2 separate regions of the Homo sapiens genome follow, and region 1 is linked to region 2. A link is a loop called in an ENCODE intact Hi-C map of the cell type or tissue named here. Cell type or tissue: PC-3. All regions are shown on one strand. Each heading gives the region's core, and the rest is flanking DNA. Links, peaks and the distances in the headings are about the cores only. Region 1 overlaps EXOC6B (exocyst complex component 6B). Region 2 has its middle 18 kb from the start of CYP26B1.

What was found. A loop is a pair of places that touch in the nucleus more often than their neighbours do. Peaks named below come from ENCODE experiments on the same cell type or tissue, not always from the same donor. Only the 100,000 strongest peaks of a DNase experiment are listed, where the experiment ranks them.
Region 1: it touches region 2 in a loop (2.3-fold over the local background); 3 of 110 quality-filtered maps call a loop at or near these places.

What each region holds. Positions count from the first base shown.
Region 1 is chr2:72,323,535-72,327,938 of GRCh38, forward strand. All of the region lies in intron 20 of EXOC6B (exocyst complex component 6B), which reads right to left. Among named protein-coding and RNA genes, the nearest start is that of CYP26B1, 180 kb to the left of the region's middle. In PC-3, for the core only: a CTCF peak has its summit at 2,515 (motif pointing left); no DNase peak of the experiment used is centred there.
Region 2 is chr2:72,163,628-72,168,031 of GRCh38, forward strand. No RefSeq gene overlaps it. Among named protein-coding and RNA genes, the nearest start is that of CYP26B1, 18 kb to the left of the region's middle. In PC-3, for the core only: no CTCF peak of the experiment used is centred there; a DNase peak (open chromatin) is centred at 2,414; H3K27ac peaks cover 510 bases.

The DNA of each region.
Region 1 (4,404 bases), core at 262-4,261, 160 kb after region 2:
TGTATGTTTATTGCGGCACTATTCACAATAGCAAAGACTTGGAACCAACTCAAATGTCCATCAATGATAGACTGGATAAAGAAAATGTGGCACATATACACCATGGAATACTATATAGCCATAAAAAAGGATGAGTTCATGTCCTTTGCAGGGACATAGATGAAGCTGAAAACCATCATTCTCAGCAAACCAACACAAGAACAGAGAACCAAACACCGTATGTTCCCACTCATAAGTGGGAGCTGAACAATGAGAAGACATGGACATAGGGAGGGGAACATCACACACCAGGGCCTGTTGGGGGTGGGGGGCTAGGGGAGGGACAGCATTAGGAGAAATACCTAATGTAGGTGATGGGTTGATGGGTGCAGCAAACCACCATGGCACGTGTATACCTATGTAACAAAACTGCACATTCTGCACATGTACCCCAGAATTTAAAGTATAATCAAAATAAATAAAAGAGAAAGCAGGATTTAAAAAAAAAGTTAAATATAAAAGGACATAGGCATTACAAATAAGCATATAAAAAAAAAGACCAGAAAGAGCCCCACAAAATAAACAATTGTGTTAAGATAGAACATTTAGTTAGGGCTTATTTTTCATCTTTGATAACTATTTTTAATCTACTATAGTAATATTTTCATAAACAGTACTTCTTAATAGAGAAAAATAAAGCAAATGACTTGTAATTTGATTAAACATGAAAAATTAACTCAAGGCTTAATTTCTTTTCAGTTACCTCTATGCTCAGAAGAGCTCAGAACATTTAATAGTTAGCATTCTCAATTCCTTACTTTCTGAGAAATGGCAGGAGCCCCAGTATGAGCCATTAGCCAAAGACACAAGTATCCTGTCATGTAATGAATCAGCAAGAGTTAAGTGATCACTCCAGGTTGCCTGACTTTCATCTGGATACCATTTCCATGCAGGCAGACTTCTTAAGTAGGCCACTACAGTACAGTGACAGCAATAGTAGAAGTAACAATAATAGCTACTTCATTAATTAAATGCTTACCGAATCATAAGCAACATAATTATATTGTCTTATTTAATGCTTACTCCAACATTATAAGCCTTATAAGCTATTTAAAATTTTCATTTAATAGTCTAGGAAATGACACCTCAGAGAGGTCAAATAATTTGCCAAATGTCACAGCTAGTAACGTAAGGTCTGCTCAGTTCCAAACCTAATCACCATGCTGCCCTGCCACCCAGTAGAGGGTTCCTGAAATTTGTGGTTACAGAAGCCCTATTTTTCTGATGCTTGAGGGGTTGAAGAAAAGAGGGAGACACTAGAACTTAATAGACCGAGGCAGAATTTTCTTTCTTCATACCTAAGGGGATTTGGAAAAATGCTGAGCATTCAGCATAAAGAGACTCCAAACACAACTCTCTGCTAACCTACTGGGAACAGATCTTAAGTCTCTGGACTGACTGGGATCTTGCCTATATAACTAGTCATCAGAGCCCATTTTTCTTTTCTACTGTATATTCTTAGCCAGTGTTACAGTATAAAACATGAAAAGGGAATATCAAAAGCTATTCTAGGAAAACAGGCTGTCCTTTCACACAAATGTTATCCAGAAAGGCTTCATGCCCACGTTGAATTTCATTTCATGTACAACAATCCCTTAACCGCATCTGAGAATGTCGCATCATCTCTCTCACTCTCTCCACATTCTCAACAAGTTATTTTACCCTTAAAATCAACAGACCAAGAAAGAAATGATCCTGGCGAATCAAGAAGCAGCTATTAATATTTAAGAGATGAGAATCCCATAGATATAGCTGGTTGTGTCTGAAATTGTTCCCTTTGCAGATATGTACCCTACACAAGGCTCCTTCCTTGGGTACCATTGCCTCAGAGGATCGATCTCCCTAACTGTACTTTTGCCTCTTTAACTCATTCATTCTGGCTTGCCTCCCACTGTACTTCTTTCTTTCATTCAAGCCTGGTGTTTTATCTCCTGCTACCCAAAAGGTTGTCAGAACTGCTACAAACCGAAGGGCTTTCATCTTCTGCTTGTCTTCACATACCTGCCATTTATAATAGTTTAATCTGACATGGCCCACGGTGCCTCTCATTCATGAGCTAGCATTTCCAGACACAAACTCTCGAGGGAAGAACCCTCAAAGAGGTCCAGAAGCAACCTGATTCCTGTTCTATCTTCACTTGTCCTCTTGGGACTTGACACTTTAGACTGTCCTTTCGGTTTTCTACCTTCACTGATGCTGTCCAGTTCCCCTTTCATAATCGGTCCTACCTCATACCTTTACCCATTCCTGGTTCCTGGACTTGCCCTAGAAGGAAGTGTTTTAACACTCAGATTAGGGTTCTGGATTCTCCTTTTGGTCCTTGCTCCCCAGGGATCCATGCTTGTAACTGTGGCTCCCAGGTAGTTAATTCTTTTATAGCTAAGGGTGCTTCTTTCTTGGTAAACTGAACTATGTCCTAGTTGCCTCAATCTGGACCTTTGGTGTCACTCTCTGCTGCCCTCCACCGGCTACCAGTAGAATGCAGTAGTTAGAAATGGGTTCCAAGGCTTTTCCTTGGCCTGTAAGGGTCCTCTAGTAGAAAGCTACACAGTGCAGTTAACGAAGATGAGATTCGTGTTCAAAACCTAGCAGTTTTCATTCAACCAGTACCACTACAACAGCCTCTGATACCACTGCTACTCCCAGGGAAATTCACTGGTAATGACTCTCCTGTCCCTTCTCATAAAGATGTGATTGTCTCAAAAACTTTCAAATTCCATGTTTGTGGATATGCATATTCATGCTGTATGGTAGAGGTTAGGGAGAAACCTTCTGAGTTCCTCAGGCTTGGTTTGTTGGGAGAAGCAGAAAGTAGTGCAATGCCTCAGGCTAGACAGGCAGCAAGGCGTCTCACAGGTTACCTAGGTCCCCTATGATACAGCGTGAGAGGATTGACAATGCTGTCTGTGGACTAAGGTAGCAATTGCTAGGTGGCTTACTATGTTATGCTTGTTAGCTCTTCACTCAAAAGCTGAAATGGAATGGAACCAATGCCTTCAAACTGACTGACTTTGCTGTGAGGCTATCTAGAGTGATGCTGGCACCACGTCCACATCAAAAGTTACAGTCATTGTTCTACTGAAGCAGAGGGGTAGGAGAGTTGTCAAAGATTAGACTGACAGTTCTGTAAAAGGTCATTCTAACACCTAATGGAAAGGGTGTTCTATTAGGATGGTGCAAAAGTAATTGTGGTTTTTGCCATTAGTTTCAATGGCAAAACCGCAATTACTTTTGCACCAACATAATATACTCTGGTGGAACCTCTAAGTAGTAGGGCTCTGCCTCCAAGGATGAAGCGGAAAGTGCTGGGCAAGCCAGCGTTTGGTTAGACTGTGGCAATATGGGTTGAAAGCAACAATGGAAACTCTTAGCCTGGGAGGCCCATGAGTCAGAAGGCCAAACCTCATTAATTTTTCATGGGGAAATATGTCAAAAGCCTGGTATTTTATCTCCTGCTACCCAAAAGGTTGTCAGAACTGCTCCAAACTGAAGGACCTTCAACTGCTGCTTGTCTTCACATATCTGCCATTTATGATAGTGCCTGTCATTCATGAGCTAGCATTTCCAGACACACAAACTCTCCAGGGAACAACCCTCAAAGAGGTCCAGAAGTTACCTTTCTACCACATACAATTGTGCAAAGAACCAACTGTTTGGGGCTTACATTGCTACTAAGTGGGTGTGCTTGCTCTCTGAGGAAAACCACAGTGGAGTTCATCAGCCCTTCCACCTTCCCTTCAAGGACCCCTTCCCCATTAAAATAAAAATAAAAAGGAGTCTACCTCTCATAAGACTACCATGGTCTTAGTGTGGTTATCATCTACTACGAATACTCCCTCTCCCCTGATTCCTAATCTCCTGAAACAATTCCATGGGGACTTTTAGGAAGTTAGACCCCTGAGGTGCTAAAATGATTTTCATAGTAAGAGGATAATGAATAGAAAATGGCCTTCCAAACATGCTATGATGCCACTTGGCCCATTAAATTTTGGTCTTTTCCTGGTACTTAAATGACATCTTACATGATTTTCTATACCAAAGATTTCTGCTCTGTTTGGATATTATTTCATGAGGTCCTGGTCTGCCAAATATGAACTATTTGTTAAATCAAAAAATGCCCTGAGGTAGAATTTCCAAACGCACTTCCTCCCCAGTTAAGAAGCTGGTATGAAGTGAGATGAAGTCTTGGCAGTTCTAGAGCAGATTCTCCTCCAATCAATTAAGGACATTCTAGCAAATCCCAGAATTTGTTACATATTACTGGCAATTCCTCCTACTAATTTCCTCTGATGGCTCTAGTTACTAATGTCTCAAGCAAGGGAAGGAGATAGATCTTTTTTGCAGAGACTACTAAAGCATTCCAGA
Region 2 (4,404 bases), core at 244-4,243:
TCAACATTATTTATATGGATATTAGGACTATCTACAATAGAATTTTCCAGGGAATCAACTGCAAACCTATTAGATCTGATAAAAACATGCAATAACTTCTTTGGATACATGATGAACATAATCAATAGCTTCCTTATGTGTTTATAACAATAAACTTGGAAATATAATTTCAAATATATAACAAATAATGTGCATATTCATGTGAATTCATTTGAGTAATGTGAATTCATGAGTCATGTAAGACTTATGGGAAGAAAACATAATCCTTTGTGAAATACATAAAAAAGGACCTAAATAGAGACTTACCATGTTGGGATGTCAGTTTCCCCCAAATTTAATAAATTCAATGTAATCCTAATCAAAATCCACAAGAGGTTTTCAAAATGATACTTCACTAATTCTGAAGCTCATCTGTGAAACTAAACACACAAGGAGAGACTAGACATTTTTGAAAAAGATCAATAGTAGAGACTTTCTCTATTAAATATCAGAACATATTTTAAGGTTACATAAATTATAATGATCTCAAATTGGCACAGAAATAGACCAGTAGAATATAGAGTCTAGAAACAGACCCATGTATTGCAAAGCAGTGAGGAATGGGTTGACTGATAATAATAAGCACTTAGGATCTTCAGATAGCCATTTGAAAAAAAAGGTTATATTTGCATTTTATATAACCCCAAATAAAATCTAGATAGATTTAATATTTAAATATAAAATGAAACTAAAATATTTTTATAATCTGGTGGTAGTGGTGGGTGAGAAAGCTTTCTTATGTAAGATATAAAACTCAAGAGCTTAAAGGAAAAGACTGATGATTAAACTATATTAAATTTCAAATATCTGTCTGATGAAAGATGCCATAAACAAACATTACAAATAGGTGAAAGTGGGAAGTATGGGTTAATAATTATGAAACTGTATGCAAGGGTTGAATAACTAAGTAAATGGCTAGTATATGGCAGGAGACAGGATCTCACTCTTGGAGAGAGATAAGCAATAAGGAAAGACTAGAATGATCCCTGGGGTACTGGATTACATTTGGAGACATCAGTATGAATTCAAGTTTTATATATATATAGAGAGAGAGAGAGACAGAGAGAGAGAGAGAGAAAGAGAGAGAGAGTATGCCTCATAACACAAACACACACAGAGATGTACAGATACAGAAACAACTAGAAATATTGTATATACATGCATTATCTTACATAATACAGTATCTAGCTGTCTGCTGAGAGCATAAAAGCAATGACACCCCAGGAGCAATGAGCATACCCAGCACCCAGATCTTGATTTTAAAATACCCCTCTTCAATAAAAGGAACCAGTGCTCCATGAAGAACTGGTTAATGCTAGGGCTAGGACAGGGAAAGTACAAGATAATCTTGCAGCATCTTGAGTATCATAGAGCAAGGAAATCATCAAAAAACAAAAGGATAAGGGTATGTCAAAGGCACACAAGAGCCAGTCTGAAAGAGTTCCCAGTGACCAAACCTGGAATAATTTAAGTAACAAAATAGGTAAGTAACATGGAATTGGATTATAACCCAAAGGATAGAATAAATACGTAAGGCAAAGGATAGCTACATAGATCAATGGGAGAGAACTGAGATTCCAGATATAAAGCCATACATCTACAATTAATTGATTCTTAGCATGGATGCCAAGACCATTCAGTGGGAAAGAACAGTCTTTTCAACAATAGTGTTTGGAAAACTAATATAATTTGAATTGTTCATATACAAAAATCAGTTCAAAGTGGATCAAAGACCTAACTGTAAGAGCTAAAACCATAAAACTCTTAGAAGGAAACAAAGGCATAAATCTTCTTGACTTTGGATTAAGCAGTTCTTTCTTAGATTCTTAGATATTATACCAAAAGCACAAGCAACAACAAGAAAAAAATGGATAAATTTGGACCTCATCAAAATTTAAAACCTTTTGCATCAAGGATACTGTCAAAAAGTGAAAAGACCCATAGAATAGGTTAAAATATTTGCAAATCATATATCTGATAAGGATCTAAAATCCAGACTATCTGAAGAACTCTTACAAGTCAACAATTAAAAAACAAATTGCCCAATTTAAAAAGAATTTGAATACGATATAAAAATGGTCATCATCATGACCATTTTTATATCACATATATTGTATATATTGACCATTTGTATATCAAATGGTCATGGAAAAATTCTCAACATCATTAGTCATTAGGGAAACTCAAGTCAAAACTACAGTGAGGTGCCTCTTCACACCCACTAGGATGACTATTACTTAAAAACATAAACAAAAAAATGGAAAATAGGAAGTGTTAGCAAGAATGTGGAGAAATTGGAACCCTCATATATTGCTGATGGGAATAGAAAATGAAGCAACTGCCTTAGGAAACATTTTGGCAGTTTCTCAACAAGTTAAACATAGTTACCGTATGACACAGCAATTTCACTCCCAGGTATATACCCAAGAGAATTGAAAACACATGTTCAAACAAAAACTTGTATACCGATGTTCATAGTGGCATTATCAGTAATGGCCAAAAAGTGGAAACAACCCACGGGCTCATCAATGGATGAATGGATAAACAAAACATATACAATGAAATATTATTCAGCCATAACAGATATGAAGTACTGAGTATGCTACAACATAGATGAACCTTGAAAACATTATGCTAAGTGACAGAAGCCAGGCACAAAAGGTTGGATATTATATGATTCCACTTATATGAGATGTCCAGAATAGGCAAATTCATAGAGAGAGAAAATAGATTAGGGAGAGGGGAAGAGGGGAATTGGGAGTGATTACTAATAGGTATAGAATTTCCTTTTGGGAGGATGGACATCTTCTGAAGTTAGACGACGTTGGTTGCATAACATTGTGAATATACTGTAAACCACTGAACTGTATGCTTTGAAATGGTGAGTTTTATGTTGTGAGTTACGTCTCAATAAATACAAAAAGAAAGCCCAAAATAAGTGCCAAAAATCCATATAAGTTCATACTAATATAAATAAGTGACTTAAATTATTGGTCAAATAAACAAACAGTATTGAAGAGACAATTCTTTCTTACAGAAGAATTCCAAATAATTTATTGAGAGAGTCTTTGTGGGAGGTAAAGCTTAACCCTCCTGCCCTTCCCTGCCCCTTCAGTATAGGCTGCAGTTAGTGATTTGCTTCTAATAAATAGAATCTGGAAAGGGAAAAGTAGTAATTTTATAGTGGAGAAACCTGGCAAATGCTGCCTTAACTAGTGATGAAGGTTAACATCACCAGTGATGTCATGTGAATGTCATGTATACACTGATATATGATAAGGAAGTCACTTTGCCTTTGGTGTATTCTTTCAAAAAATCCATAGGCCCAATCTAATCAAGAGAAAAACTTCAACACAAAGTGAGGGACATTCTACAAAATACCTATCACTCCTAAAAACTGTTAAGGTCATGGGAAAGAAAGAAAGACTGAGAAACTGTCACAGACCAGAAGACACTAAGGAGATATGACAGCTAAATGCAATATAGTATCCTACACTGAATCCTGGAACACAAAAAAAACATTACTGGAAAAGCTGGTGAAATCTGAATGAAGTCCTAGTTAATACTATGTGCCAATGTGGTATAAAAAGTTTTCACAAGTGTACATTGTAATGTAAGACGTTAAAATAGGGCTTACTGAGTGAGTAATATCTGGAAACTCTCTACCACTTTGCAACTTATCTCTAAACCTAAAATTAGTCCAAAATAAAAAGTTTATTTAAAAGGAAGTGGAAGACTAGGAGAAAATATTTGCTCATATGTACTGAACAAGTATGTAATTATCATCAAGAGGATCAATGGGTCAAGGATCTTGTGACAGACCCCATCTCTTGACAACATTCATTTCCCCCTCATCTCCCTGCAGAAAGCATTCAGACTGGCTCAAATAGTGGTGAAGATACCTTGATATCATGCCCCTATTCTATCCATTTATCTTTCCATTCATGCATACAATCAGTTCATTCAACAAAATTTCTTAAGCATATTTTATGTGGCAGAAACTCTTCTAGATACTGCGGATAAAGCTATGAATAAAACATCCTGCTTACAGCTGCAGGAACTTACAGGGTATGAACCATGACTGGTATTAACCAGACATGATGATCTTACTCCTTCTGGTCATGACTGGTTTGGGGGTGCCCATGTGATCCAGTTCTGGCCAAAAAGATGTAAGAGGAAGTAATATGAAGAGATAATTTTAAATAATAATTTACATTCTGGAGGCTGAGGTGGGAGGATCACTTGAGCCCAGAGGTTTGAGGCTGCAGAGAGTTATGATTATGACACTGCACTTCAGCCTGGGTGACAGAGCAAGACTCCAGCTCTAAAAATAAATATAAATAAATAATTTTGAGAATACTTACA